Linked DNA regions of Homo sapiens: all the other regions are linked to region 5. Evidence: chromatin contacts called from ENCODE Hi-C or POLR2A ChIA-PET data. All regions are on one chromosome and are shown on one strand. The core of a region is the stretch at or near the end of the contact, and the rest is flanking DNA. Distances in the headings are between cores, read along the strand shown.

Region 1 (3,747 bases), core at 519-3,018, 860 kb after region 5:
CACCTGAGGTCTGAAGTTCGAGACCAGCCTGACCAACATGGTGAAACCTCGTCTCTACTAAAAAAAAAAAAAAAAAAATTTAGCCAGGAGTGGTGGCATGCACCTGTAATCCCAGCTATTCGGGAGGCTGAGGTGGGAGAATTGCTTGAACCGGGAGGCAGAGGTTGCAGTGAGCCTAGATCATGCCACTGCACTCCAGCCTGGGCGACAGAGCGAGACTCCGTCTCAAAAAAAAAAAATAGATCTGCTTCGGAAAAGCCTTCCCAGGCAAACTGAGTCCCTCTCTCCACAGAGTTCTGTGATCTTTCTTCCACCTCTGGCTTTCCCCCTCCTTCCAAATGTCTGGGGAGCTCTAGGTGCCTGGCTGCAGAATGGGGGGAGTCCAAAGGGGGCTGACAGAGCAGCTGGGGGTAGGACTGGGGTTCTCAGAAAGCTTCCGAGGGGGCCCGACAGCCTTGCAGAGACCAGGGGCATCTCAGGGTAAGAGAAAAGACTAGAGAGTGAAGCGACTGCAATGAGCTGCAGGCTTCCCCAGCAGCCAGGTCACAACTGGACGGCGCACTCATCTGGATGCGACACGGTCTGACATACTTTGAAAGGGTCACCCCTGCTGTGTCGAGGATGGACTGGGGATGTGGTGGACAAAGGCAGCCACAGCAGAGGGATAGCGGTGGGGCTGGAGGAGTGGAGACTGAGGAGCCAGGTGGCGGCGACGCCTTAAGAGTGAGAACTCTGAGGGGGTAGTGAAGGTTAAGGGCTGCATTTGTGGGGCTGCTCCAGGTTCCATTGCCTGAGCCACCGAACTCAGGAGAGAGGGAAGATTTGGAATTAAGAAAATAAAAGATGCAGTTATGACAGTGCGATCTCGTAGACTGTCCCCACTAGAACCTGACACTCTTTACATCAAATGACACACAATGAACATAATGAAGGCCTGTTGGCCCTGGGCGCTGGTCACCCTGGACAGAACCTCCAGAATCCACACCATAGTCGGTCCTCCTTCTGCACACGAATTCCATCGTCCAAGGTCACGGAGTAAAAGATGGAGCGGGGATCCGACCCCAGTGCAGGGCTGGACTCCTGGCCGCTCCAGGATGCTGCCAGTTACTGGGGGACGCGCGGGACGCCTCTGGGTTCCCCCACCGCACCCCCTAGGGTGAGGTTAGCTTAGCACCGTGCCCGTTCCGCCTAAGGGGAAACTGAGGCTCGGAGAGGGGTGGGCAGCCGCCTGCTCAAGGCCACAGAGCCGGAGAGAGGCGTCCCCGGCGGCAACTGGAGACCCCGAAACGGAGAAGCAGAACCGGAGGATGGAGGGGGCACAAATTTCAGACCCGGTGGGAAGTGAGTGGCGCTGCAGCGGCGGAGGGCCTCCGAGGCGGGGAAAGGAGAGGAGCCGGGGACAGACCCGCAAGGTCACGGCCGAGCCCCGGCACCGCCGGCCGACAACGCGGGGACGGCGGATCCCCGAGGCTGGACCCCCAAGACGGGCCGAGCGGGGTCGTTCCTGCGCGTAGCCCGGGGACAGAGAGGCCGAAGGGCCGCAGCCCGCGGTGCCGTCGGGACCGGTGCCGCGCTCACCTGGGCCGCGAGGAGCAGAAAGGCCGCCAAAAGCCGCGCCAGCGCAGCCGCCACCGCTGCCGCCATGTCGGCCGGTGCCCGCCGCAACCAACGGCAGATGTTTCCCAGCAACGCCCCGAGACCCCGGGCCACGCATGCGCCGCGCATGCGCGTGGGGGAGGTCAAAGGGCGCGGGGCGGTGCCTGCGAAGAGCCACACGGCGCGACAAGATGGCGGTGAGCGCGCGGCGGAATCTGGAGCCGGGGGGCGTGGAGCTCGGGCCGCGCTCCAGGTCTCATGCGCTCTGCTTTCCCCGCAGGATAAGGAGAAGAAGAAAAAGGAGAGCATCTTGGACTTGTCCAAGTACATCGACAAGACGATCCGGGTAAAGTTCCAGGGAGGCCGCGAAGGTGAGGAGGCTCCCGCTGTCGGTACCCCCTCTTTAAAAATTTCAAATAAACCCAGCAACAGAGATGATGAGGACGCATGCGGAAGCACCTCTTTTATTTATTTTCATTATTTTTTTTGAGACGCAGTCTCGCTCTGTCACCCGGGCTGGAGTGCAGTGGTGCGATCTCAGCTCACTGCAACCTCCGCCTCCCAGGTTCAAGTGATTCTTGTGCCTCAGCCTCCCGAGTAGCTGGAATTAATGTGTACCACCACGCCCGGCTAATATTTGTATTTTTAGTAGAGAGGCCATGTTGGCCAGGATGGTCTCAAACTCCTGGCCTCAAGCGATCTGCCTGCCTCAGCCCCCTAAATTGCTGGGATTTCAGGCATGAGCCACCATGCCCAGCCTAGCATTTTTGACTGGGCAAGTGAGCTGCCTTCTCCTAGCCTCCGTTTCCTCATTTGTCAAATGGGGCTGGTAACTCCACCCACTTCACAGGGGGTGGTGAGAATGAATGGTTACAGGCATGTAATGTAATTGAGGCAGCTCTCAGCAGGAAGTAAGCAGTCAGACAACACGTCACTTATTCAATAGCCTCTTGGATCTTTGGTTTCTTTTTTTTGTAAGACGGGGACCCAAACCTCTTTGTCCCTGGATTGTAGACAACTGGGTGGCATGAGAGTTATTAAAAATCACAGTGCCCCAGCCGGACGGGGCGGCTCACGTGTGTAATCCCAGCAATTTGGGAGTCTGAAGCAGGAGGGTGGCTTCACCCTAGGGTTTGAGGCTGCAGTGAGCTATGACCGCACCACTGCACTCCAGCCTGGGCCACAGAGCAAGGCCCAGTCTCAAAAGAGAAAAAGGAGGCCAGGCACAGTGGCTCATGCCTTTAATCTTGACACTTTGGGAGGCCGAGGCAGGCAGATCAGGAGGTCAGGAGATCAAGACCATCCTGGCCTACGTGGTGAAACCCTGTCTCTACTAAAATACAAAAAGTTAGCTGGGCATGGTGGCGCACGCTTGTAGTCCCAGCTACTCGGGGGGCTGAGGCAGGAGAATTGCTTGAACCCCAGAGGCGAGATTGTGCCACCGCACTCCAGCCTGGCGATAGGGCAAGACTCCGTCTCAAAACAAAAAGAAAAAGGAATATGAATAAAATGTTTTCTCAGTCTACACCATGCTGACTCCGGACATGGAAGGACATGAGTGAGCGGCCGCTCTTGCTGGTCACACTGCTTCCCTTTGTTTTCTGCCCTTCATAGCAAATCACCCATTTAGCAGCTGAAACAGCACCATTTTATTATCTCACAGGATCTGTGAGTCAGGAGCCAGGGTACCACAGCCTCAAGGGCTCTCAGGAGGTTGTAACTGAGGGTTGTTTTTTGGGGTCCATCATCTTGGGGTCTTCTTCTGAGCCCACTGGTTATTGACAGAGCTCAGTGCCTTACCTTTGCAGGGCCAGGGTCCCCGTTCTGGCCAGTGTTGGCTAGGGACACTTGCAGCTCCCGGACGCTGCCAGCTCGGGACTCTGTTCCACCGTGGTGGTCTGCCCCTACAGTGCTGCAGGCTGAGCTGACATTTGTCCATATTCAGTTATTCGGGCCAGTGGGAGAATCATCTTTCAGAAAGGGTTTGGGGCCGGGTGCGGGGGCTCACGCCTTAATCCCAGCAGTCTGGGAGGCTAAGGCAGGTGGATCACCTGAGGTCAGGAGTTCGAGACCAGCCTGGCCAACATGGCGAAACCCCATCTCTACTAAAAGTACAACAATTAACTGGGCGCTGTGGCTCACGCCTGTAAT
Region 2 (3,822 bases), core at 220-2,719, 820 kb before region 5:
GACCGAGAAGAAGATACGTACAGGTCAGGACCGTGGGGAGGGAAGATGTGAAAGGGGATGGGGGAGGGAGAGGTCCCCTAACCTCCCCGGAAGCCGTGGCCTTGCGGGCACTTCTAAGGGTTTTAGACCCTCAGCTCTAGGTAGGCACCTACAAGAAGGTACATCCCCTGGAATGGGGATACTCTGAGCTCAATCCCAGGATGATTAAAAGTGGTTCCAAGCTAGGAGATGGTATCTATGGGACATGGGACCTGGACAGGACCCAAAGTATAATAGAGCAGCAGCAACAGTTGTTCTAAAGAGGCCAGCCTTGGACCCAGTGGGGACCCTCCAGAGATCAACAAAAGAGAATAGGCAGAAAGAGAGGGGACCTTAGAAACCAAAGTTGGGGTGCATAAAAGTTCTGGGGGCTGTGTAGGGGGAGGGTGGGTGTCTGACCTAAGAAGTAGACTCGCTCAAGAGCAGAAAATAGGAGAAGCAGCCAAGGTTTGAGGACAGTATCTGATGCTGCACAGGTGAGGTTTAGAGCCCCCTGAAGCAGAATCAGTAGCCTCAGATTCTGTCCCGAGAGGAACGAGGTAGGACCAAAGCACAGTCCAGGATTTAAGATTAAAAAAAGGAGAATAAAGAAGGTCTGTGACCAAGAAGAGTGGTCCGAACTCCATCCTATGGGGAGGGAAAGGGAGGGCCCAGCCTTCCCCCAAGCGCCCACTCCGGCGTGTGAGAGACGGTGTCGGGAAGGGGGCGGGGTTCTGGGACCAATGCAGGAGCTGAAGAGGGGCTCAAGACCGAGCCTGAACTCCAGACCCCAAGAGGACGTGCCGTGTCTTGGGGGTGGTCTCAGGGCCCTGACTCCTCCACCTGGACGGTGGCAGGACACTATCCAGGACTCGGGGGACCCTTCCGAGCAGGAGACTCGCAAACCCCAGCCTGGCCTGTTGGGCGGGGACGAGACCCAGATAGCAGTCCTGGGAGCCCTGTGGGCGGGGAGGCGCAGACACTCCCCCCAACACACCAGCCAAAAAGCAAGGACCCCGGCTCGGAACCAAGAGGGCAACGAGTAGCTCAACACGTCCCGCATCCCGGCGGGACGGTGCCTCAACCGGGAGGCGCGGCCCTGGCCTGGCGCTCAGGGACCGGGACCCTAAGGGCTCGGGCTGGGTGGGGGGACCCTGCCTGAAGCCGGGGGAGCGACCCCCGGCGCGAAGACCTGGGTGAGGCAGGAGGGCCCCGCCCCCGGCCTCCCCGCCCCCCGCCCTCACCCTGAGACCGGGGGTCGGGGTCTGGGGGCCGGGACGGCGAGCCGCGGGCCGGCCGCGCTGTGGGGCCCCGGACAGAAGGCGCAGACCTCGACCTGCGGCCCGGCCCCCGCCCTCTCGCCCACTTGCCCCGGCCGGCGCCGCCACCGCTCACTCACTTTGGCCTCCACCAGCTCCGCCGCCATCTTGGTCACCAGCGTCCCCCGCGCCGGGAGCCCCCAGCCGTCGCGTCACGTGACCGCTCACCACTCGCGGGCGGGGCCGCCGCCCGGGCCAATTAGCACCCGCGCGCGCTCCTCCCGCCGCCGGTGCGCGCTGCTGCCTCCTGCGCAGGCGCGCGCGGCCACCGCCCGGGCCTCCGGCCAATCAGGTCCGTCCTACACCAGCGCCCCCCCCCCCGCTCGCGGCGACCACGCCTACCCCGGCGGCGCCTGACTCCTTAAAGTGGTACTAGCCCTGCGCAGGTGGGGACGGGTGCTCGGTTTCCTCTAGGGAGGGAAGGCGAGAGGGGGCGGTGGCAGCGACAACAATGCAGCTAGGTGCCGTGGCTTCCTGCGCGCGGCGGCCGCCAGGTGCGTCTCCAGACTCCCGGCGGCGTCGGGCAGGGGATGGTTGCTCCGCCGCAACGGCCGCCAGTGCGTACAGTGAGGCGCCTTGCAGCGCAGCGCGGTGCAGGCTCCACGGGCCCAGACACCCCGCGCGCTGCACATCCGGGTCCTGGTGTGCAGATGGGGCGTGGGCTCGGCAACCAGCTGGCTGGGGGCGCCCGGCGGAGAAAAGCGGGACCCCTGCTCCCAAATTCCTTGGAGATCGTACAGCCCTCACCTCTTTGCAGGCGCCCCCCCCATCCTGCCTCCCCACCCATGGGAAACCTTGGATCTGCACCAGTTGGGACCTCTTCTCCAAAGCGCTCCTTGGCTTTGGAGCTAAGTGGCTTCGTGCCCGTAGAAGTGGATTTCAAACTTCAATAATCAAGTATTTTAGTGCAATTTATTTTTTATTTTTATTTTTGTAGAGACGAGGATCTCATTATGTTATCCAGGGTGGTCTCGAATGTCTGGGCTTAAATGATCCTTCTGTCTGGGCCTCCCACAGTGCTGGGATTACAGGCGCGAGTCACCACACCTGGCTAGTCCAACACTTTAAACATAAAAAAATCAGTGCAAAAGAGTCCATGATGGATGAAATACCAAATTGTTATTTATTTATTTATTTTCGAGACGGAGTTTTACTCTTGTTGCCCAGGCTGGAGTGCAATGGCGCGATCTCAGCTCACTGCAACCTCCATCTCCCGGGTTCAAGGGATTCTCCTGCCTCAGCCTCCCAAGTAGGTGGGATTACAGGCGACTGCCACCACGCCCAGCTAATTTTTTTTTTGGCCAGGCTTTTCTGCAACCCCTGACCTCAAGTGATCTGCCCGCTTCAACCTCCCAAAGTACTAGGATTACAGGCATGAGCCATCATGCCCAGCCTTTTTTTTTTTTTTTTTTGAGAGCCTTGCTGTGTTGCCCAGGCTGGAGTGCAATGGAGCGATCTCCACTCACTGCAACCTCTGCCTCCTGGGTTCAAGCGATTCCCCTGCCTCAGCCTCCCGAGTAGCTGGGATTACAGGTATGCACCACCATACCCAGCTAATTTTTTTTTTTTTAGACGGAGTCTTGCTTTGTCACCAGGCTGGAGTGCAGTGGCGCCAGGCTGGAGTGCAGTGGCGCAATTTCGGCTCAGTGCATCCTCTGCCTCCCGGGTTCAAGTGATTCTCCTGCCTCAGCCTCCCGAGTAGCTGGGACTACAGGTGGGCACCACCACGCTCAGCTGATTTTTGTATTTTTAGTAGAGATGGAGTTTCACTGTGTTGGTCAGGTTGGTCTATGAACTCCTGACCTCAGGTGATCCACCGGCCTCGGCCTCGCAAAGTGCTGGGATCATGGGTGTTAGCCACCGCACCCGGCCTGAAATACCAAAATTTTAAGTAAAGAGCCAGACGTAGGAGTGTGCGCCTGTGGTCCCAGCTACTTAGGAGGCTGAGGCAGGAGGATCGCTTGAGCCCAGGAGTTGGAGGCTGCAGTGAGCTTTGATCATGCCACTACACTCCAGCCTGGGCGACAAAATTATAGGAGGCGGTTGTTTTAGACTAAACTCTTGTGCTAGGCACCAAGACACAGGAATAAACAAAATGCAGCTAGTCACACTCAGATTCTAAGTCACAATGACGAAGCTAAGTTGTTATCTGACCTTTGGGAAAACCAGGAGGGAGCCCTATCAGCCCATTTTCTCTTTTATTTTATTTTCTCTCTTTCTTTCTCTCTCTCTCTCTCTCTCTCTCTCCCTTTCTTTCCAGGAGGAGTCTCACATTTGTCGCCTAGGCTGGAATGCAATGGCGCAATCTCGGCTCACTGCAACCTCTGCCTTCCAGGTTCAAGCGATTCTCCTGCCTCAGCCTCCTGAGTAGCTGGAATTACAGGTGCCCGCCACCACACCCGGCTAATTTTTTTGTATTTTTAGTAGAGACGGGGTTTCGCCATGTTGGCCAGACTAGTCGAGAACTACTGACCTTAGATGATCC
Region 3 (4,201 bases), core at 1,508-4,007, 950 kb after region 5:
GCCTACAAATACAGATTTTCAATCTAGATTTTTATACCCCACCAAACTTCTAACTATGAGGGTAAATAAACTCGTTTTCAGACAATCAAGGACTTCCCCCACCCCCCGAAAAAAATCATCTGTTTCTTCAAAAGCTCCCAGAAGTTTTGCTCGGACAGCATGAAGGGAAAGAGATGACCACACTGGAAACAGAGGTCAGCACAGGGGAGCAAGGACAGGAAGGTTTGGGACAACAGCTCCACTTCCAGGTCAGAGCACAACCAGTCCCATTTGGAGGAGGAGGATAAGGGGGTCTTGGAGGGAAGTGGTGAGGGGAGATCAATTTATTTAAACCTATGCAAAATACAACTGATAGGTGTGTGAGAGGTGGGAGCTTTGTGGGGAAAAAACAAACAGCAGGTAAAAGAAAATCAGGCTCATGGTAAAAACAAAGTTAATTAGCTTTAAGGGAAGATAGAATGGTACAAGAAAAGCCTAGCTGAACATATTACTTGTTTTAGCAGCCAACAATATTTTGCATCTTATTTAGAAAACACAACCAATGACCAACTATGCTCATGACATAAACTCATTCAGGATATGGAAGGTGAAGGTGCAGTGGGTGGATGGGAGGGAGAAGATCTCAACAGCCGTGACAAGAAATCAGCAGATGATGTCTACAAATTGATAAATCCATGAAGAAATCTGTTACTTACTAAGGTAAAGATCAGGGGACAGCCTGGCCAACCTGGTAAAACCCCATCTCTACAAAAAATACAAAAATTAGCCGGGTGCAGTGGCTCATGCCTGTAATCCTACCACTTTGGGAGGCCGTGGCAGGTGGATCACCTGGTCAGGAGTTCGAGACCAGCCTGGGCAACATGGCGAAACCTCGTCTCTACAAAAAATACAAAAATTCGCCGGACATGGTGGTGAGCACCTGTGATCCCAGCTACTCGAGAGGTTGAGGCAGGAGGATGGCTTGAGCATGGGAGTTTGAGGCTGGAGTAAGCTGTGATTGCACCACTGCACTCACTCCAGCCTGGGTGACAGAGCAAGACCCTGTCTCAAAACAAACAAAAAACCGATGACGACCAGGGGAAATGAGCTTAAGAATTGAGGAAAAGTGGCCTCTGGGACCTGGGACTAGACCATTGAGAAGGAATTAGTTTTTCGTGGCAACACCGTTCTCTCCTTAACCTAGCCAACAACCTATTTTCCAGAGCTCCGCCTGGCTGTTTGGTGTCGTCCAAGGATACACAAGAACAACGGTCACAGCGGGGTGCACCTGCAAAATGGGGCCAGCTAACGTGTTCTGGTCGCCTTTGGCATGATGTTGAAGCCGTCACTCCCATTTTAAGGGAACTGAGGCTCACAGGAATTACATCACAGAGCCCCAGTCAACTAACAGGTATAGATGAGCATACAGAAGCGTTCTCGGCTACAAGGAAGGCGGCCGAAACCATTTCAGCCGCGATCCCGATTCGACCCCAACGAATCTTGGTTGTTTCTTTTTTATTTTGTCAAACAGGGTCTTGCTCTGTTGTCCAGGCTGGAGTGCAACGGCACAATCACAACTCACTGCAGCCTCGACCTCCTGGACTCAAGCGATCTTCCCGCTTCAGCCTCCAGAGTAGCTGGGACTACAGGCGCGCGTCACCAACCACGCCCGGCTAATTTTTTTTTTTTTTTTTTTTGCAGTGATGGGGTCTCGCTATGTTGCCCAGGCTGGAGTGCAGTGGTGGGATCATGGCTCACTGCAGCCTCGACATTCCGAGCTCAAGCGATCCTCTCGAGTAGCTGGGCCTACAGGTACAACCACCACTCCTGGCTAATTTTTTAAAATTTTTTGTAGAGATGGGGGTCTCGGTGTGTTGTCCAGGCTGGTCTCGAACTCCTGGCCTCAAGCGATCCTCCCGCCAAGGCCTCCCTGAGCAGTGAGATTACAGGCGTGAGGCCCCGCGCGCGGCCTCCCAACAGGAGTTTGGAAATAGAGTTCCTGGCGGGCCCGACCCTCCAGGCCCGCCCAGCGCGGGGCCTCAGGATGCACAAGGCCGGACGCTCACGGGAGGAGGGAGGGGAGCGACGCCGCCGCCCCACCCTCGGCCCGCGGCCTGTCGCAAGCGCCTCTCTCCTACGTCCGCTGTCCCCCAGGGAACCCCCGGTCCGCGTCGGCCGCCGCCCTCAACCGCCTCTACTCCTCACCAGAGCCCAAGGCCGCGTTATCTCCTCCTCGTTTCGCCACCTCCACGACTTCGTTTGGCGAACGGCGGGCAAAGAAAGCACTTCCGGGGCAAATGAGACGGGCCCTCTGGTGTGCGCATGCCTGGCCCGCCCAGCGGCGTGAGTCAGAGGGTCCCGAGGCGCGAAGGAAAAGGCTGGAGGGGGAGAGGCTGAAAGCGCGGCCTGGAAGGCAAACTGCGCGTGCGCACAACGCTCTCAACGAACCCTCGGTCCGCTGCGGCCGCACGGGGCCAACTTTCGCGAGGGAGCGGCTGACACTCTCCGGGCGACGTTATCGCTCCCTCCGCCTGCGCCTGGCCGCTCTAGAAAGGGGTGCCAGCCATCGCTGGGGTGCCTTGATTCTGTTCCACCTTGGTCCGGTTTATTTCAGTTTAATGGTTATGTAACAACGGTCCGTCTCTCCTACCAACCGGTACCCCGCCCACGCCAGCAGCCACGGGTCGCCAGCGCCACGCAGCGGAGGCGGGCGGCATGGCTGGCCCAAGGTGCGCAGGCGCACTAGCCCTGGGGGTGCTTCCGTGTCTGCGCCCTGAGACATTTTTGGCGCCGGCCCCAGCCTGAGCGGGGACGGCGGCCGGGAGGGCGCGGCCCGGGTTCCCGTTCCCCGCGGAGCCATGCGGTACAACGAGAAGGAGCTGCAGGCTCTGTCCCGGCAGCCGGCCGAGATGGCGGCCGAGCTGGGCATGAGGGGCCCCAAGAAGGGCAGCGGTGAGCGGGACCCGGGAGACCGAGACAGTGCCAGGGGCGGGAGGCCGGGGCCGGGGTCTGGGCGGGGGTGCCGGAGGCCGGAGTCCGGGTCGGGGCGCCGGGGACGGGAGGCCGGGGTCCGGGCGGGGGCTGCCTGCGCCCCTGAGTGCGCGCTGTGCCCGCAGTGCTGAAGCGGCGGCTGGTGAAGCTGGTGGTGAATTTCCTCTTCTACTTTCGGACAGACGAGGCCGAGGTAGGGGCGTCCCGGGCGCGCGGGCGGGTCCCAGGCTGGGCCCCTCGGAGGCCGGGTGCTCACTGCCCCGTCCCGGCGCCCGTGTCTCCTCCAGCCCGTCGGAGCCCTGCTGCTGGAGCGCTGCAGAGTCGTCCGGGAAGAGCCCGGCACCTTCTCCATCAGTGAGTGGGGCTAGGGAAGCCAGCGGCGCTTCCCGCAGCCCGGGGCACCCGCAGCGCCGCACTTTCCCCTCCCCGGGCGCCCAAGGTCTCCTCTGTGTCCCCAGCCTGGCGCCACCCTCCTCAAACACAAGAGTGCATTGTCCACGGGCAGCTCAAGGTCAAGTTCTCCTGGCGGGCACCACCCTTCCCACCTGCCGAGTCCACTTAAGCTTGGGTCCCTCCCAGACTCTGCTCTTTGTTCCCTGTGGGCCCAGGCTGTACTTACAGGGCAGGTGGGCCAGCCCCACCCAAAGCGTTTCCCCAGCTGCCAAGAGTAGCATGGGTCTAGCATTGTTATATGGCCCCGGGCTGGAAATCCCAGGTGGGGGTAGGAGGAGTGAGAGGGGGGTGTTCTCCTGGGTCTTAAGAGATTCCCTTCTGCGGGGAAAGATGGAGTCCCTGCTAGTTTGCCCAGAGTGGCTGTCAAAATTCCACAGGCCAGGTGGCTTAAATATCAGAAACATTCTCTACAGTTCTGGAGGCCAGAAATCCTAGATGAAGGTGTGGGTGGGGCCGAATCCTTCTGAGGCCGAGGGGAATCTCCCAGTTCCTAGTGGTGGCCAGTATCCTCCAGGTTCCTTGGCTTGTGGAAGCGTCACCTTGTCCTCCTTGCATCACGTCTGTGCCCACATTTCCCCTTCTACACAGACGCCAAGCAGAATTTAGGGCCCACCCTGACAACCCCTTTTTACTTCACTTTATTATTTTATTTGCTTATTTTTTGAGACAGGGTCTTGGTATGTCGCCCAGGCTGGAGTGCAGTGGTGCAATCTCGGCTCCCTGTAACTTCCCCCTCTCGGGTTCAAGTGATTCTCCTGCCTCAGCCTCCCGAGTAGCT
Region 4 (4,220 bases), core at 1,546-4,045, 790 kb before region 5:
CCAATAGCTTAGAAAACTATTTGTTTTTCTAAATAGTGCCTAAGATGTGAGGAGGCCTAATCTTGTCAGTGCTGATAAGGTTAACATGATCATTTTCCGCCTTTTACTCTGTCCTCAGGAAGGCAGGTGGGGACTGTGAAGTAGGGCTGTGGGGTTCTCGGCAAAGGCGGGGGCAGCTCTGGCCCTGCATTGTCAAGGCCAAGCCTCAGCTGAGGTTTTGCCCACATGTAGGTATGCCTGAGGTTTGGTTTGGCTGTCGCATTTGAATTGGGGCTGTAACTGACGCTGTTTCCAGCAGTCAGGGTAACGGATTACTGTGTTTCGAGAATCTCACTCTATCGCCCAGGATGGAGTGCAGTGTTGTGATCTTGGCTCACTATAGCCTCTGCCTCCGGATTCAAGTGCTCAAGCAATTCTTGTGCTTCAGCCTCCCGAGTAGCTGGAATTACAGGCGCCTATCACCAGGTCTGTGTAATTTTTGTATATTTAGGTGAGATGGGGTTTCACCATGTTGGCCAGGCTGGTCTCAAGCTCGACCGTAAGAGATCAGCCCGCCTCAGCCTCCCAAAGTGCTGGGGTTACAGGTGTGAGCCACCATACCGGGTCCTATTCTTTTTTAGTAGTGCAAACGTTAAGATGGTATGTGGAAGCTGAATTTTTTTTTTTTTTTGAGACAGTCTTTGCTCTGTCACCCAGGCTGGAGTGCAGTGGCTCAATCTTGGCTCACTGCAAGCTCCGCCTCCCGGGTTCACGCCATTCTCCTGCCTCAGCCTCCCGAGTAGCCGGGACTACAGGCACCCGCCACCATGCCCGGCTAATTTTTTGTATTTATTAGTAGAGACAGGGTTTCACCGTGTTAGCCAGGATGGTCTTGATGTCCTGACTTCGTGATCTGCCCACCGTGGCCTCCCAAAATGCTGGAATTACAGGCGTTAGCCACCATGCCCTGCCACTTTTTTTTCTTTGAGATGGAGTCTCCCTCCGTCACCCAGGCTGTAGTATAGTGGCATGATCTCGGCTCGCTGCAACCTCCACCTCCTGGGTTCAAGCAATTCTCCTGCGCTAGCCTCCCGAGTAGCTGGGATTACAGGCATGTGCCACCAGGCCTGGCTAACTTTTGTATTTTTAGTAGAGACAGGGTTTCACCATGTTGAGCAGGCTGGTCTTGAACTCCTACTTCAAGTGACCTGCCCGCCTTGGCTGCCCAAGCTGTTGGGATTACGGGCGTGAGCCACCACACCTGGCCAACCCATTGTACGTTGAAAATGTAAATAAAAAATATAAAGGCCGGCTTGTGGCTCACGTCTGTAATCGCAGCACTTTGAGAGGCCGAGGCCGGCGGATCACAGATATTGAGACCATCCTGGCCAACATGGTGAAACCCTGCGTCTACTAAAAATACAAAAATCAGCTGGGAGTGGTGGCGTGCACCTGTAGTCCCAGCTACTCGGGAGGCTGAGGCAGGAGAATCGCTTGAACCCAGGAGGCAGAGATTGCAGTGAGCCCAGATCTCACCACTGCGTTCCAGCCTGGACGATAGAAGGAGACTGTCTCAAAAAAAAAAAAAAAAAAAAAAAAAGGCTGGGCAAGGTGGCTCATGCCTGTAATTCCTGCACTTTGGGAGGCCGAGGCGGGCGGATCAGGAGGTCAGGAGATCGAGACCATCCTGGCTAACACGGTGAAACCCTGTCTCTACTAATAAATACAAAAAATTAGCTGGGCGTGGTGACGGGCGCCTGTAGTCCCAGCTATTCGGGAGGCTGAGGCAGGAGAATGGCGTGAACCTGGGAGGTGGAGCTTGCAGTGAGCCGAGATTGTGCCAGTGTACTCCAGCCTGGGTGACAGAGCGAGACTCCGTCTCAAAATAATAATAAAAAATGAATTTAGGCCGGGCGCAATGGCTCACGCCTGTAATCTCAGCACTTTGGAAAGCTGAGGTGCCGGATCACCTGAGCTTAGGAGTTCGAGACCAGCCTGGGCAACATGGTGAAACCCCGTCTCTACTAAAAATACAAAAATTAGCCGGGCGTGGTGATGGGCACCTGTAATCCCAGCTACTTGGGAGGCTGAGGCACGAGAATCGTTTGAACCCGGGAGGTGGAGGTTGCAGTGAGCTGGATACCGCCGCTGCACTCCTGCCTGGGTGACAGAGTGAGACCCTGTCTCAAAAAATAAAATTAAAAAAAAAACAAACCTGATACCTCCCAGTGTTGTCAGTTGGCACATACTATGTCTCAATAAAATGCTTGCTGTTACCCTCTATTTTGAGACGAAGAGGGACCCTGTGTATGACAACCCCAGATTGACCTCATTTGCATTTTAAGTATTTAGAATGTGGGTAACAGTTTTCAGTGGAGGAAACTGCCACATAGGGACTAAAGCAGTCCCAGGGTCCACTCCAGGAGCTGCCAGGCGCGCTCGGCCACAGGTGAGCCATCCATTCGCCCAACCGGTGCTCCAGGAAGGCAGGAAGCGGGATGCAGGGCTTCAGCCTCACTTCTCGCAGCTTCAGCACCTGGGTCAGAGGAGAGGCGGGCGGGGCGATGAAGGGACCGGAAGTCGGCCTTTTTTCCGTCCGCTTGACCAGCGTCGACTGCAGCCAATGAAATCAGGGATGGCGAGTGTTCAGCCAGTGGTGAGGCTGCATCCGGGTGTGGGTGCCGAAAAGGCAGCTGGGGGCGGGACGTCGAGGTGCGGCACGAGCGGCGGGCGCACCGGCCAATAGGCGGCGGGGTTCGTTTCCCGGGGGTGGGCACTGGCGGGTGCGGTGACGTCGGCGCAGGCGCGTCGCGGCGGCAGGGGCGCGGGGCTTCTGGAGGCGGCGGCGGTGGCCAGCGCGGCGGCGCCGGCCGTATTCTCCGGGCTGCGGAGGGTAAAGAGCGGGCTCGGGCCGAGGCTGGAGGGCTGGGTGGGGCCAGAGCGGCGCTTCGGGGGCCCGCGGAGGACGAGGGAGGGAGAGAATCTGAGGAGCTGGTAGGTTTGGGGACCCATCTGGGTGACCGGGCCGGGGAAAGGGCTCGGCCGGGCGTGCGAGGGGCGTAGCGGCCCCAGGGATGCTGGAGCGGAGCCTTAGGGATGGGCAAGGCCTTGGGGGCGGGGGGAGGTTCTGCAAAGGGAGCCACTGGGGTCTGCCTAGGGGCTTGTGCGGAGATTGCGGGCGAGAAGGGGCAGAGGACGGTGGAGGAGACTCAGATGGGGCCCTTTTTGGCGGCCCGTTTTGGGGGGTAGGGGAGACGGCGGTTGGGGGACTTTGATACATGGAGCGTGGAGGAAGAGGTTAATCTTGCGAGGACAGTGGAGGTCAGCGGGGGAGGGAGGCAAAGTGGGCTTTCAGGAGCGTGGAAGGCGTCGTCCGGTTCTTGGAAAATTCAGAATTGGAGGGAGTCAGAGATGGTTGGGGGTGGGCGGGGGTGTTCCATCGATGAGGGTCTTAAGAGACCTGCCGAGGGCAAGGACCAGGAGGGGTTAAGGTAGTAACTTGGGAATTTTGATCGGAATGGCAGCACTTTGGGAGGCCTGGGACGATCGCTTGAGCCTTGGAGTTCCAGGCTGCAGTGAGCCATGATTGCACCACTGCACTCCAGCCAGGGCGACAGAGCGAGACTCCTTCTCAAAAAACAACAACACCAACAACAAAAGAAGTAGACTTGAGAACTTCGTTAAGACATTGGCCAGGGAGTAAGGTAGCCCTGGGATTTGAGGTTGAGGAGAACGTGCAGGAATGGTGGGGGATTTTGGCTGAGCAGGTTGAGAGAAGTCTAGGAGTGAGAGGCAAAAAAAGACGCAGGCAGCGTCGGGGAAATCAGAATTATGTGTCTGGAGAGAGTTTTGCGGGGTGAAGGTGGCCCAGTGGGGCTGTTACCAAACTTTTGAGTGGTTATGGGGCTCTAAGAGGTGACATGACAGGACCCAGCCCAGTAAACACAGCACCTCTTTTTGTCGAGTTTGGAGCTTCAGAGTGGAGAGGTGGGAGGCTTGTGTTTGCTGGACAGGTCTGTCCATTAATCTAGGAGAAAAGGGTGGTGTCTCAGTTCCTCACTTCTGTCTTTCCCTGTCTTCTCCAGGGTTGCCATTAGGGGACTCCTGAGGTCCTATCTCCAGGCTGCGGTGACTGCACTTTCCCTGGAGTGGAAGCTGCTGGAAGGCGGACCGGCCGCCATGTCCACGTTCAGGCAGGAGGACGTGGAGGACCATTATGAGATGGGGGAGGAGCTGGGCAG
Region 5 (4,246 bases), core at 455-2,954:
AACCACAGATGTCCCCAGACATCACCCAGCGTCCCCTCGGTTGACAACAATGGCTCTAAGTAAAAAAATCGTAACTCTGGGGCAAAATGGGACCTGAGGCCAAAGTCTGGTTCCATCTCCAGAGATGGGCTCCCCAAGGGCTGGCAGAAGCTGGGGGTCCCCGCGCCTCAGGTTGAGCCTGAGATGTGACGAGAGGGACCAATCCAAGAGAATCCGGGCTGGGAACTAAGGGGGCCAGGAGAACAAGCGGACGGGACTCCTTCACAGGGAAGGCCAGGCCTTGACTTCCAGGGACCTGAGGGGCCAGGCTGAAAAGAAGAAAAACCAGGGACCAGGTTCTGGAATGTCAGGGACAGCTATAGCCAGGCAAAGACAAGGGGATGTGGAATGGTCTAGACACTGGGGTCAGGGCCACGACGGGAGGGGGCGAGGCTGTTGAGTGGGAGACTTGCAGAATGCAAGGGCAAGGGGGTGCGAATTTGGAAAGGGAAGAGGAAATCCTGGAAAGATGGAACAAGTGGGGTTCTGGGAAGTGGGTGTGAGGAGGCTGAGCTGAGGGCGTGGGTATGCATCAAAGGCGGGACAGAAAGGGGGTCAAAGGGAACCCCAGGCGAGTGGACTGAACTGGGGACGTGGGAGGAGACCAGGGAAGCTGGGCTAGCAGATTCTGAAACATGACTCACGAACTGGGACCAGAGAGCGTCAGGGGTCTGGGGACAAATGTGCCCTTGACGTGGGGGCCGGTGACTAGAGCGAGAAAATTCAGGGGAGTTGAATTTGGGCACTGGACAAAATGCACTTGGCACCCAGGGCCGTGGGAGGGGGTGGGGAATGCTGGACCACCGCGTCGGGTGGCTCAGCCTGGCAGAAATCAGTGCAGGGACCTTTAACTCCAAACGCAGTCAGCTAAAGGCGAGAGGCCTGGGAACACGGACGTGACCCAGTGAATCCAGAGACCAACCAGATGGTCTCCAGAACAGGACCCTGGGAGCTGGAGGTCAGGACGGGAGCGTCTGCTCAAGTGAGCCCGGACCAGGAAGCCTAAGGGGCGGAGGGGGCCCAGGAGGGAGAAACTCGGCAAGGCAGGCAGACGCCGGCCCAGCTGGGGACAGGAGAGAGGGGACTTAGGGCTCCAGGGACGCGGGACGCTTGGCCCGGCCATGGGTTCCGGGGCAGGGAGACCTAGGCAGGGGCCGGGGGCTGTGGGAGCGAGCGCGGGGGGTCCCTGGGCGCTAGGCAAGGAGAGCAGGGATTCCAGGGCGCCCGGGGGTCCAGGGCGGCAGGGCTCTGCCTCGCCTGGGGCCTGAGCATGGGTCGGGCAGCCCAGGCCGGAGCTAGGGATCGGCCTGGGGATCGCCGGGCCGGAGTGGCGTGGCCGGGGAGCCCGGGGAGCCCCGAGGGTGGGCCGGGGACACGCACCGTAGGGCTGGCCCTGCAGGTCGTACTGCTGCATGCGGTACACGGTGAACTCGTGCGCGGCGTCGGCGGCAGGCAGCGGCGGCGCCACCAGCAGCAGCACAGCGGGCAGGAAGACGATGAAGCCGAGCGGCAGACAAGACGCCTTCAGCATGTTCTCCAGCACCTCGCCCGCTTCCTCCAGCATCCTGGCCGGCGGCGGGGCCGCGCGGGGCGGCAGCTGGGACGGGACGGCGGCGGCGGCGGCTCCCGCGGACTCACCTCGGCATGGGTAGCCGCCGGGGTCCTGCGGGCGCCGCGCGGGGCAGCCCGCACTCGCCCTGAGGTCCTGTGGGCACCGCGGCGAACCGCCCCGCCAGCCGCGCTGCCTGTCGGGAATTGTAGTCCGTCCGTCCGGCGCTCGCGGAGCCCTGTGGGAGTTGTAGGCCCACTCTGGAACTCCCGGAAGGTGCGGCAGGCTGTTCGGCTAATACCGTTGAGGTTTCACATAAACTCCAAGTCATAAAATGCAATAAAATGCTTTAAAAAACTATTTCGCGATATCACTTTCTTAACCTTGTCTTTGGCGTTGGGGGAGCTAGGGTGAGGGGCGAAAGGTGGGGACAGGACGTGACCTTGCGACCTGGAAGGAAGTTGGGGATAAAGAGAAAAGGAAGTGCCTGCCTGGCGCGCTAGGTCTTCTGGGAGTTGTAGTCCCGTCAAACACACAAAGGGTCACGGGAACTGTAGTCGTCCTGGCAGAAATTGCTGAGAAAAACAAAAATCACTTAAAACTCCCGAGGATGTAGATGTCAAACTCCACGAAGGCAAAAACTTTTGTCTGTTTTGTGCATATGATGTATCCCCGGCATCTAGCACAAGACCTGGCGCACGGCGGGTGGCCTATACCATTTTTGAATGAATGAATGAAAAATAGAAAGTCATGATAGTCAGTTCCTAAGGGAGGCCGCAGTGGGTTGTGGGACTTGTAGTCTGGAACCTGCGGTTTGTGCAGGGGTCGGTGGCAGGTATTTATATTTATCTTTATTCATATTTGGGGCATACTTATACTAAAAAAGTATTTGTTGTTCATCAGAAATTTAAAGTTAAAACCCAGTGTCTCAGGGCTGGAGGTACCTAAGGAACGTCCCTTTGTACAGATGGGGAGACTGAGCCCCAGGGTGCAGCAGACAGTAGCCCTGGCTCTCAGCACGTTATCATCCCAGGCTCCGTACAGCTGCCTAAGGAGTCAGGGCTTCCTTTCTGTCCCAAGTGAGAAGTGGCATTGGTGCCGATTAAGAGCCTGGGCTCAAATCCCAACTCCTCCATTTCCCAGCTGTGTGGCTTTGGGCAAGTCGCTTCACCTCTCAGAGTCTCAGTTTCCTCAGATATAATGATAAAGAATCAAGCACTCTCCCTGCCAGCAGCATGTGAGAATTCTGTTTGTTTGTTTGTTTGTTTGTTTGTTTTTGAGATGTAGTCTCTGTCACCTAGGCTGGAGTGCAGTGGCTTGATCTCAGCTCACCGCAACCTCCACCTCCTGGGTTCAAGCAATTCCTGTGTCTCAGCCTCCTGAGTAGCTGTAAATTACAGGCGTGAGCTACCGCGCCCGGCTAGAAAGGGAGTTTCTGAGTGTGCTGCTGGGTCACTGAGCACCTACTGTGTGCCAGCCGTGTGGTGGGTGCTGGGGACACAGCCGGGACCCCAGCAAAGCCACACTATCCACCGACACGGAGCTCGAAGTCCAAAGGAGGAGGTGGATTGTGTGACCAGGGGTGATGGGAGCTGGGATAGAGGACACAAAGGCAGCTGGGAGAAGCCCAGAGGAGGCCTAGGGAGGAGAGGAAATCAGAGGAGGCTTCCTGGAGGAGGTGACACTTAAGCTGAAACTCAAAAGATGAGCCAGAGCAGATGAGTGAAGAAAGAGGGAAAGTTGTGCCCAGTATAAAGCAGAGCTGTCATGCAGGGAACACAGGCAGCTGTGGGAGCCTAGAGGAGACCTAGGGAGGAGGAGAAATCAAAGAAGACTTCCTGGAGGAGGTGACGCTAAAACTAAGGTACAAAGAATGAGCAGGCAGAAGTCAAGTGACGAAGGAGGGAAGGTGCGGGCTAACAAGGCCCCTTTATCAGGGACAACAAAGGAGGTTAAGCGAGAAGCCCCCAGAAGGGAAGGACCAAGAAATAATTCAGCTCAGCCAAAGCAGGGCAGAGGGGGCAACAGGGTCAGCCAACACGGGCCCAGAAGGCAGACAGAGAGCTCCAGGCCTGCCCAGACTCCACTTATCCCAAATTCCACCAACACCCCACCCTGCCTGCTGTGGTCCCCACTAAACACACAGAGAACAGGAATCAGGAAAAGATAAGAACTACCCTAGCTTATCATGCCTGCAGAGGGGTGTTTGGGACTTCACTGGTGAAGTGGCTGGCCACAGTTCCATCTGTCTGCAATTGGCCAGCCACAGTAGCTCATGCCTGTAGTCCCAACACTTTGGGAGGCTGAGGCAGGAGGATCACTTGAGCCCAGGAGATTGAGACCAGCCTGGGAAACATAGCAAGACCCTGTCTCTCTCTCTCTCTCTCTTTTTTTTTTTTTTTTTTTTTTGAGACGGAGTCTTGCTCTGTCACCCAGATTGGAGTGCAGTGGCACGAACTCAGTCCACTGCAACCTCGGCCTCCCGGGTTCAAGCAATTCTCCTGCCTCAGCCTCCCAAGTAGCTGGGATTACAGGCATGCACCACTACGCCTGGCTAATTTTGTATTTTTAGTAGAGACGGGGTTTCTCCATGTTGGCCAGGCTGGTCTCAAACTCCTGACCTAAGGTGATCCACCTGCCTCGGCCTCCCAAAGTGCT
Region 6 (3,719 bases), core at 486-2,985, 570 kb after region 5:
GCCGCGTTGCTCGCGTTGGGTTCCCCTTCCCGGAAGCCCCCCTCTCTGCCGCGTTGCTCGCGTTGGGTTCCCCTTCCCGGAAGCCCCCTCTCTGCCGCGTTGCTCGCATTGGGTTCCCCTTCCCGGAAGCAGCTGGTGTTGCCAGTTTCGGGGGCTTTCCCTGGAGATGGGCTGAATCCCCAGCCCTCATTACTGACCATTGACTTCTGCAGGGCTTATCCCGCACCCTTTGCAAGCTTAAAAACCACCAGGAGCCGGGCGCGGTGGCTCATGCCTGTAATCCCAGCACTTTGGGAGGCCGACACAGGCGGATCACAAGGTCAGGAGATCGAGACCATCCTGGCTAACATGGTGAAACCCCGTCTCTACTGAAAATACAAAAAATTAGCCGGGTGTGGTGGCGGGCGCCTGTAGTCCCAGCTACTCAGGAGGCTGAGGCAGGAGAATGGCGTGAACCCGGGAGGCAGAGCTTGCAGTGAGCCGAGATCTCGCCACTGCACTCCAGCCTGGGTGACAGAGCAAGACTCCGTCTCAAAAGAGAGAGAAAAAAAAAAAAAGTTGATGAGGGTTTTGGGCAGGCAGAGGGAATCGAACTCACTCCTCCGTGGTGATCAGCATGAAGGAAGGGGAGAGAAAAGGGGCAGACGAGCCTCTTGTGGCTGCCATAACAGGTGACCACAGACCCGGAAGTATCAATCCGCAGACGTGTGTCCTCTCACGGTTCTGGAGGGCAGAAGTACTAAACCAAGCTGTCTGCAGAGCTGTGCTCCCCTGGGCGCTACAGGAGAGGATCCTTCCGCGTCCTCTGGCTTCTGGGGGCTCTGGCAAACCTGGCTTGTGCTTACCGTCGAATTGCTCCAGTCTCTGCTTCTGTTTTCTGCTGTCTCTCTGTGTCTCCTTCTTTGTTTTTGTTTGTTTGTTTGTTTGTTTGTTTTAGATGAGGTCTTGCTCTGTCACCCAGGCTGGAGTGCAGTGGTGCCATCTTGGCTCACTGCAACCTCTGCCTCCCAGGTTCAAGCAATTCTCCTGCCTCAGCCTCCCGAGTAGCTGGGATTACAGGCGCGCACCAACACGCCCGGCTAACTTTGTGTTTTTAGTAGAGATGAGGTTTGTCCATGTTGGTCAGGCTGGTCTCGAACTCCTTATCTCAGGTGATCTGCCCACCTCGGCCTCCCAAAGTGCTGGGATTACAGGAGTGAGCCACTGTGCCCAGCCATTTTTCTTTAATTAATTTTTTGTGTCTGGAGTCTTGCTGCTGTGTTGCACAGGCTGGAGTGCAGTGGCAGCATCATAGCTCACTGCAGCCCTGAAATCCTAGGGCTCAAGCAATCCTCCCGCCTCAGCTTCCCGAGTAGCTGGGACCACAGGTGTGGACCACCACATCCAGCTTCAACATAAGTTTTAAGCAAATGCAATTAGTCCGTAACAGTCATTTTCCGAGGTTCCCCGTGGACAAGAATTTTGAAGGGACGTCACTAAACCCCTTGCAAGGGAAGTGAGCTTTACTCAGGTCTCAGGAAGCTCCTGGGGTGTGCAGGAAGGGGCGAGGTCACCCCAGGAGGAAGGCGCTGTGCTAAGGAAAGGTGACTGTTGATGGGGCCCCCGTTTGCAGAAACCTGTATGAGTCGTACCACCTCTGTGTAATCTGCCACCTTCAGAGCGCCTGCAGGAAGGCGGCCACGTCACCCCTTTTATAAATGAAACTGGAAGCTCAGGCTGGGAAACCCAAGGTCACAGAACCCAGCCTCAAAGGCAGCCAGCATTTCCACCGCAGGAGTCTGTTCTCTGCACAGAGCTGTCTTGCTCTGTTGCCCGGAGCCAGAGTGCAATGGCACGATTTCGGCTCACTGCAACCTCCACTTCCCGGGTTCAAGCAATTCTCCTGCCTCAACCTCCCAAGTAGCTGGGATTACAGGCGCACAACACCACGCCCAGCTAACTGGCCGACCCACGTTGGCTGGGGGTGCTGACGGCATAAGCTCACCCCTAGGTCCCTCTAGGGTGGCCGATGACAGGACCCTAAGAAGCTCACCCCCAGCTGGGATGTTTCGTTGAAAATCTTCTCTTTTGCCTTTAGTTGCTTGAAAACATTGGACTCATACCCAAGAGCTTTCTAATTGGTTTCGATAGGAAACGGTTCTGAGGTTTCGCCTTTTTTAATATCCTGTTGGTCTGAGACTGGAGTGGCCCCTGGGGTGGCAGGTTTCCCGGTGCATGGGCCCAGCTCTGGTGTGTGGGTTGGGGGATCAGGACAGAGGTTTGTGAGGGGGGCAGTGACCTGCCTGCAGAGAGAGGGGTCGGGACGACGGCCTGTAGCCAGGGTGCAGGGGGATCTGCCTTTCTTTCATTCTACAGGGTCCTCTCCTCTCCCCTCCCCTCCCCTCCCCTCCCCTCCCCTCCCCTCTCCTCTTTTCTTTTCTGTTTTTGAGACAGAGTTTTGCTCTTGTTGCCCAGGCTGGAGTGCTATGGCGCGATCTCGGCTCACTGCAACCTGCAACCTCTACCTCCCGGGTTCAAGCAATTCTCCTGCCTCAGCCTCCCAAGTAGCTGCGAATACAGGCGCGCACCACCATGCCTGGCTAATTTTGTATTTTTAGTAGAGACGGGGTTTCTTTATGTTGGTCAGGCTGGTCTTGAACTCCCGACCTCAGGTGATCCGCGCCCCCCCCTCGTCCTCCCAAAATGCTAGGATTAGCTTTATTGAGATATAACTGACACAGCGTAAAACTCACCCTTTAAAAATGTGCAGCTCAGCGGTTTTTACATTCACAGAGTTGTGCAACCATCTCCTTTATCTAATTCCGGAACATCCTATCACCCCCAAAAGAAGCCCTGTCCCCCATGAGCAGTCACTCCCCATCTCCCCCCGGCAGCCCTGCCACACACGCATCCCCTCCCTGTCCCCATGGATGGGCCTGTCCTGGACATTTCGTAGAAATGGGATCACACACTGCGTGGCCCTCTGTCTCTGGCTCCTTTCATAGAGTGTGATGTCCTCAAGGTCCATCCACACTGTGGCCGGCATCAGAGCCTTGTTCCTTTTCATGGCTGAGTCCTGCTCCATGGTGGCGTTTGCTGTACCAGGTGGGACAGAATGGACATTTCAGTGGTCCTCCGATGTCTGACCTTGCCCTTCACCCTGATTAGGGCTCAGCCTTACTATAAACAAATACTTGCTATGAACTTACTATGTGCGAGGCCTGGGGTAGCAAACTTTTCTGCAGAGATCCAGATGGCAAATGTTTTAGCCTTTGCAGGCTGGACAGTCTCTGCCTGCCATTGTAGCGGGAAAGCCACCACAAGCAATATGTCAACAAGTGGGTGTGGCCGTGTGCCAATAAAACTTTATTTACAAAAACACACAGTCAGCTAGATGTGGTCCAGGGGCCGTAGTTAGCTAACCCCTGGCTTAGGACAAAGGTTCTCAAACTCTCTGGTCCTGACGATTATTCCAAGGAGCTTTTGTTTATATGCCTTCTACTTACGGATATTTGTTGAATTTGAAATCAAAACTGAGAAAATGTCAATCAAATAGGTATTCATTCATTTTAAAATAGCAATTATAAGCTCTCAGGGTAGCCAGAATGACATTTTTTGTTTGTTTGTTTTTCATGGATAGTAACCGTTTTCTTAAAGAGACAAACAAAAAAGTTCATGGAAATACCAAAGAAAGACCAAGAAACTGAGAGCCCAGAGGAACCCACGGAGATGGGACGGTC
Region 7 (3,910 bases), core at 212-2,711, 920 kb after region 5:
CCTCATGGAGGACGCGCCCCGCTCCGGCTCCCGGCCGCCCGCCCCCCCGCCCCCGCTCCAGGCCCGGGCCCTCCCGGTTGCGTCATCCAGGCAGACGCGGCCTCGCGCCCCGGGGGAGATTTTCACAATCGCGCAGCCGGCAGCGCCAGCAGCCATTTGCTGCGCAGGGTAAACAGGCCCCAAAGTTGCCTCCATTTTGCACGGCCCCCAAACCGCGGCACCGCCAGCACCGCGGCCCAACCTCCCGATCCGGGGCTGAGCGACGCCCACCTCGGGGGACGCAGTCGGGAAAGCTCGACCGAGACCCCGCGGGCTCCCCCACAACCGCAGCTGGCACCCGCGCCCCCGGAAGCGGGACGCGTCTTCCCGGGAAGCGGCGGGGGTCTTCCCAGGGCGCTGCCGGGCTGTCGGAGTGCGCCACCCCCAGCTCCCCGGCGGCCCCCGCGGAGAAGCCCTGGGTGCCGTCTACGTGCGCGGCCTCGCCCGGCGCGTCCCGGGCCATCCAGACCGACTCGCTCAGGGGCGAAAAACGGGGCCCACGAGGTCCGTCGCGTGCAGGGGCCACATCGAGGCAACAGGGACCCGCGGGAGCTCGTCCACCGCAAAGCGCTCCCCGCTCCCGCAGCGCACGCTCGACGGCCGGGACCGAAAAGTGCAGATTCACCAGCCCCGCGGGCCCTGCCTGTCCGCGGACCAGCCCCCCAAGGCCGACCCCGCCCCCAACCAGATTGCCCCATCCTGCGCCTCCCAAATCCGACCCGACCGCACACCCTTCCTCCAAACCGAATTCCCAGTCTGCGCCCCGCAAATCCAACCCTCGACCAGAAGCCTCTCCCCTCCTCCGAAGCCGAGTCCCATCCCGCGAACCCCGCAAAAGACACACGCCTCCCCCGACTCCCCGTCCTGCGCCCAAATCCGACCTCCGACCCATGCCCCTCCCGCAAATCAGGCGCCCCGGACGGTGCCCCCCAAATCCAACTCCGCACCCTTGCCCCCCAAACCCGACTCCCCCGAGAGCACTGCTAAGGCCGGGGGGGACCTCCAGGCCCGCCCTGCGCCTACCTCGTCCCCGGCGCGATTCTGGCCTTGACAAAGGGGCGGATCTCGCGCGCCGGGGACCTATCTGGCGCCCCGAGGACGGCCCCCCGCAGGCCTGCGCGGCCGGCGCTTCTGGAAGCTTCGGACGGGGGCGGGGCACTTACCTCTCACTGCTGCTGCCGCCGCGGCTGTGCAGGCTTAGGAGCGGCATGGTGCGGCTGGCGTGGATGGTGGCGCTGGGTTTATCCCCTTCCTTCTCTCTGGCGAAGCAGTGGCTATTGAGGATCCGCTGCAGGGAGGATTTCACCATCCGGCCGCTGGGGTCCGAAACCAGGAAAACCTCCGCTGCGTCTCTCCGCGCCGCCGCCGCTGCTCGCCGTTCGCAAAATGGCGCCTCTGCCGCCGCCCGCCTTTATAGATGCTGCGCCCAGGCCACGCCCCCCGCGCCGCCGGGAACGCGACCGCACGAGGGGCAGAGCCGCGGGGCCGCCGGGAAAAAAAGTCGCGCCCGCCCCTCCCAGCGCCTGATTGGTGAAAGGGAAAGGGAAAGGAAGAGGCTCTCTGGAGATTGGTTGGTGAGCCTCGGGCCACGCCCCCTCCTGCGCGCGTCCTTCTGGGGGCGGGGCTGCCGTGGCGCCGGGTACGCGCTGCGCGCGCCCCGAGCCGTCCCCGCCCCCACAATCGTGCCTTGGGGGCGGGGGCGGCTCGCTGGGGCCGATTTTCGGGGGTCTTCGAGTGCCCGTTTGTCTGTCGTGGTCCACGTCGCCCTCCCTAGGGTCCCTTCACGCAGCGGGACCCCTCCCCTGGGTAGGCCCCCGGGTGCTTGGGGGGTTGTCCAACCGCGCCAGAATTATTTCCAGTAACACCTGGTAATCATCGATGATATTACTGGTTTTATTTTTTTAAATTTGGTCTTGCAGTTCTTAAAATGCTTCCAGTGTTTAAAAAAAAAGAACTTCCAATGTTAAAGATATTCAAATTTAGTAAAATATTTCGTGTACAATTTGGACTTAAGCAAAAATTTTACTCCTTGCAGATAAATTCAGATTTTTCCTGTGGAAACTGAAACTTACCCTAAGGAAAAACACTACTCCTGGCAGTTAAAATTCAGAAACACATCTCATGTATGAACTAAAATGTGGATCTCCCAAGGAAAAAACGATTTCTTTGGTGGTCAAGTTCGGTAAACTGTTTCGCCTGTGAGGTAAAATGTGGACTTACCTAGCAAAAATATTTCCCCTCCTGGTTAAATCCAGAAAAAAAATCTCAGGTATGAACTGCACTTTGCTTTTAATAAGCAAAGATATAACTCTTGGCAGTCACATACGGGTACATAGCTTGTGTGTAGACTAAATTATGAATTTAGCAAAAAGTTGCCACTTTGCAGTGAGGTTTAATAAAATATTTTTTATTTCATGTATAAACAAAATTTTGTTCTTACCAAGCAAAAATGCTACTCCTGGCAAATCCTGATTCCTTTCATGGTTTTAATTTTGTTTTGTTTGCGACCGGGCCTGGCTGTCACCCAGGCTGGAGTGCAGTGGCGCAATCTCGGCTCGCTGCAACCTCCGCCTCCCAGGTTCAAGCGATTCTCCTGCTTCAGCCTCCTGAGGAGCTGGGATTACAGGTGCCCGCCACCACGCCCGGCTAATTTTTGTATTTTTAGTAGAGATGGGGTTTCACCATGTTGGCAAGGCTGGTCTGGAACTCCTGACCTCAGGTGATCCGCCTGCCTCGACCTCCCAAAGTTTGGGGATTAACAGGCGTGAGCCACCGCGCCTGCCTGTCTTTCGAGATTTCGTACTGCACCAGAAGGCTGTTGTTGCATCTCTGCTACGAGCATTCGCTATTCAGGTGTTGAGGCAGAAATTAACTCCTGCGGTTGACATTTGGGGCCGCCCTGGGCACTGCAGGGCGCTGAGCAGCGTCCCTGGCCTCCACCCACTCCATGCCTTGAGCACCCCCAGTTGTGACAACCACAAGTATCCGCAGACATCACCCAGTGTCCCTTGGCGGGGGCAGAATCACCCTGGGTGAGACTCCCGAGTTAGGGGATTCCACGGACCCCCCCAAGAGACTCTGCATCCCATGATCCTCTGCCCTGCTGAGGTCCCAGGAGACTGCGCACGTTGAAATCCACACCTTGAGGCAGAGGTTGCAGTGAGCTGAGATGGCGCCGCTGCACTCCAGCCTGGTGACAGAGCGAGACTCTGTCACAAAAAAAACAAAAAAAAAGCAATCCACACCCTGAGTGGGGAAGGAGAGAGGAGAAGCATCCCAGGAGCTGGGGGCCTCCTGGTTTATACCGTTTGCCCCATTAGGAGTTTATCCTGAGGCTGGGCACGGTGGCTCACGCCTGTAATCCCAGCACTTTGGGAGGCCGAGGCGGGTGGATCACGAGGTCAGGAGTGCAAGACCAGTCTGGCCAACATGGTGAAACCCCGTCTCTACTAAAAATACAAAAATTAGCTGGGCATGGTGGCGCGTGCCTGTAATCCCAGCTACTCAGGGGGCTGAGGCAGGAGAATTGCTTGAACTGGCACCCGGGAGGTGGAGGTTGCAGTGAGCCAAGATTGCACCACTACACTCCAGCCTGGGCTACAGAGCGAGACTCCATCTCAAAAAAAAGGAGTTTATTCTGGTGTCTGGTGTGAGCAGAGAACAGACTCTGTTTCAAATAATTAACTCAGGGTCTCCTCCCTCGGACCCGTGGACATTGGGCTTGGATTGTTCTCTGGGGTGGGGCATCCTGGGCAAATGGTATGAACCAGGAGGGCCCCAGCTCCTGGGATGCTTCTCCTCTCTCCTTCCCCACTCAGGGTGTGGATTGCTTTTTTTTTTGTTTTTTTGTTTTTTGAGACGGAGTCTCGCT

Evidence for each region. A loop is a pair of places that touch in the nucleus more often than their neighbours do. ChIA-PET counts read pairs that join two places held with the same protein, here RNA polymerase II (POLR2A). Pooled maps may share reads with other maps.
Region 1: a loop to region 5 is called in a map of CD8-positive, alpha-beta T cell, with 9 times the contacts of the local background. The contact joins the promoter of LSM7 here to the promoter of NCLN in region 5. A Hi-C loop is called at or near these places in 1 of 168 maps with a recorded cell type or tissue (CD8-positive, alpha-beta T cell), 1 of 37 single-sample maps with no recorded cell type and 5 of 50 pooled maps.
Region 2: a loop to region 5 is called in a map of tibial artery, with 11 times the contacts of the local background. The contact joins the promoter of PIAS4 here to the promoter of NCLN in region 5. A Hi-C loop is called at or near these places in 1 of 168 maps with a recorded cell type or tissue (tibial artery), 1 of 37 single-sample maps with no recorded cell type and 7 of 50 pooled maps.
Region 3: a loop to region 5 is called in a pooled map, with 16 times the contacts of the local background. The contact joins the promoter of PLEKHJ1 here to the promoter of NCLN in region 5. A Hi-C loop is called at or near these places in 8 of 50 pooled maps. POLR2A ChIA-PET finds 5 or more read pairs at or near these places in 3 of 52 experiments (CD4-positive, alpha-beta T cell, Panc1 and naive thymus-derived CD8-positive, alpha-beta T cell).
Region 4: a pooled map shows a loop between it and region 5 (7-fold over the local background). The contact joins the promoter of DAPK3 here to the promoter of NCLN in region 5. A Hi-C loop is called at or near these places in 2 of 37 single-sample maps with no recorded cell type and 7 of 50 pooled maps. POLR2A ChIA-PET finds 5 or more read pairs at or near these places in 1 of 52 experiments (H1).
Region 6: a loop to region 5 is called in a pooled map, with 5 times the contacts of the local background. The contact joins the enhancer-like site here to the promoter of NCLN in region 5. A Hi-C loop is called at or near these places in 1 of 37 single-sample maps with no recorded cell type and 4 of 50 pooled maps. POLR2A ChIA-PET finds 5 or more read pairs at or near these places in 4 of 52 experiments (activated naive CD4-positive, alpha-beta T cell, activated naive CD8-positive, alpha-beta T cell, naive thymus-derived CD4-positive, alpha-beta T cell and 1 more).
Region 7: a pooled map shows a loop between it and region 5 (6-fold over the local background). The contact joins the promoter of OAZ1 here to the promoter of NCLN in region 5. A Hi-C loop is called at or near these places in 5 of 50 pooled maps. POLR2A ChIA-PET finds 5 or more read pairs at or near these places in 2 of 52 experiments (activated B cell and activated naive CD8-positive, alpha-beta T cell).

The regions. Positions count from the first base shown.
Region 1 is chr19:2,326,607-2,330,353 of GRCh38, reverse strand. LSM7 (LSM7 homolog, U6 small nuclear RNA and mRNA degradation associated) reads left to right here and starts at 1,768. Exons shown (of 4, transcript NM_016199.3): 1 at 1,768-1,793; 2 at 1,877-1,967. The coding sequence starts at 1,788. It overlaps SPPL2B (signal peptide peptidase like 2B), which reads right to left and starts at 1,670. Exons shown (of 15, transcript NM_152988.3): 1 at 1,579-1,670. The coding sequence starts at 1,644. RefSeq lists silencers at 1,384-1,643, 2,664-2,763 and enhancers at 1,854-1,903, 1,914-1,963, 1,399-2,053, 2,334-2,393.
Region 2 is chr19:4,005,383-4,009,204 of GRCh38, reverse strand. It overlaps PIAS4 (protein inhibitor of activated STAT 4), which reads right to left and starts at 1,469. Exons shown (of 11, transcript NM_015897.4): 1 at 1,418-1,469. The coding sequence starts at 1,444. RefSeq lists silencers at 1,316-1,375, 1,406-1,705 and enhancers at 661-1,551, 1,906-2,035, 1,552-2,443.
Region 3 is chr19:2,234,885-2,239,085 of GRCh38, reverse strand. PLEKHJ1 (pleckstrin homology domain containing J1) reads left to right here and starts at 2,757. Exons shown (of 6, transcript NM_018049.3): 1 at 2,757-2,931; 2 at 3,096-3,163; 3 at 3,258-3,324. The coding sequence starts at 2,838. It overlaps SF3A2 (splicing factor 3a subunit 2), which reads right to left and starts at 2,262. Exons shown (of 9, transcript NM_007165.5): 1 at 2,185-2,262. It overlaps MIR6789 (microRNA 6789), which reads left to right and starts at 3,160; the gene lies at 3,160-3,257. RefSeq lists silencers at 1,977-2,076, 2,687-3,316 and enhancers at 2,497-2,546, 2,125-2,733, 3,342-3,950, 3,953-4,201.
Region 4 is chr19:3,969,674-3,973,893 of GRCh38, reverse strand. DAPK3 (death associated protein kinase 3) reads left to right here and starts at 2,795. Exons shown (of 9, transcript NM_001348.3): 1 at 2,795-2,973; 2 at 4,065-4,220. The coding sequence starts at 4,159. RefSeq lists silencers at 2,811-2,940, 3,929-4,220 and enhancers at 3,112-3,743, 3,744-4,220.
Region 5 is chr19:3,183,388-3,187,633 of GRCh38, reverse strand. It overlaps NCLN (nicalin), which reads right to left and starts at 1,704. Exons shown (of 15, transcript NM_020170.4): 1 at 1,420-1,704. The coding sequence starts at 1,603. RefSeq lists a silencer at 1,218-1,787 and enhancers at 2,298-2,437, 1,744-2,626.
Region 6 is chr19:2,618,912-2,622,630 of GRCh38, reverse strand. The region is part of intron 2 of GNG7 (G protein subunit gamma 7); the gene reads left to right. Among named protein-coding and RNA genes, the nearest start is that of MIR7850, 9.9 kb to the left of the region's middle. RefSeq lists enhancers at 455-654, 1,534-1,833, 3,166-3,460. Within about 2 kb of position 1,735, at least 25 of the 41 ENCODE cell types and tissues checked have a DNase peak (open chromatin) inside an H3K27ac peak, as active enhancers do.
Region 7 is chr19:2,267,037-2,270,946 of GRCh38, reverse strand. It overlaps OAZ1 (ornithine decarboxylase antizyme 1), which reads right to left and starts at 1,461. Exons shown (of 5, transcript NM_004152.3): 1 at 1,203-1,461. The coding sequence starts at 1,348. LOC105372240 (a long non-coding RNA gene) reads left to right here and starts at 1,694. Exons shown (of 2, transcript XR_936242.3): 1 at 1,694-1,845; 2 at 2,075-2,454. RefSeq lists silencers at 1-169, 380-439, 1,405-1,894 and an enhancer at 1,148-1,762.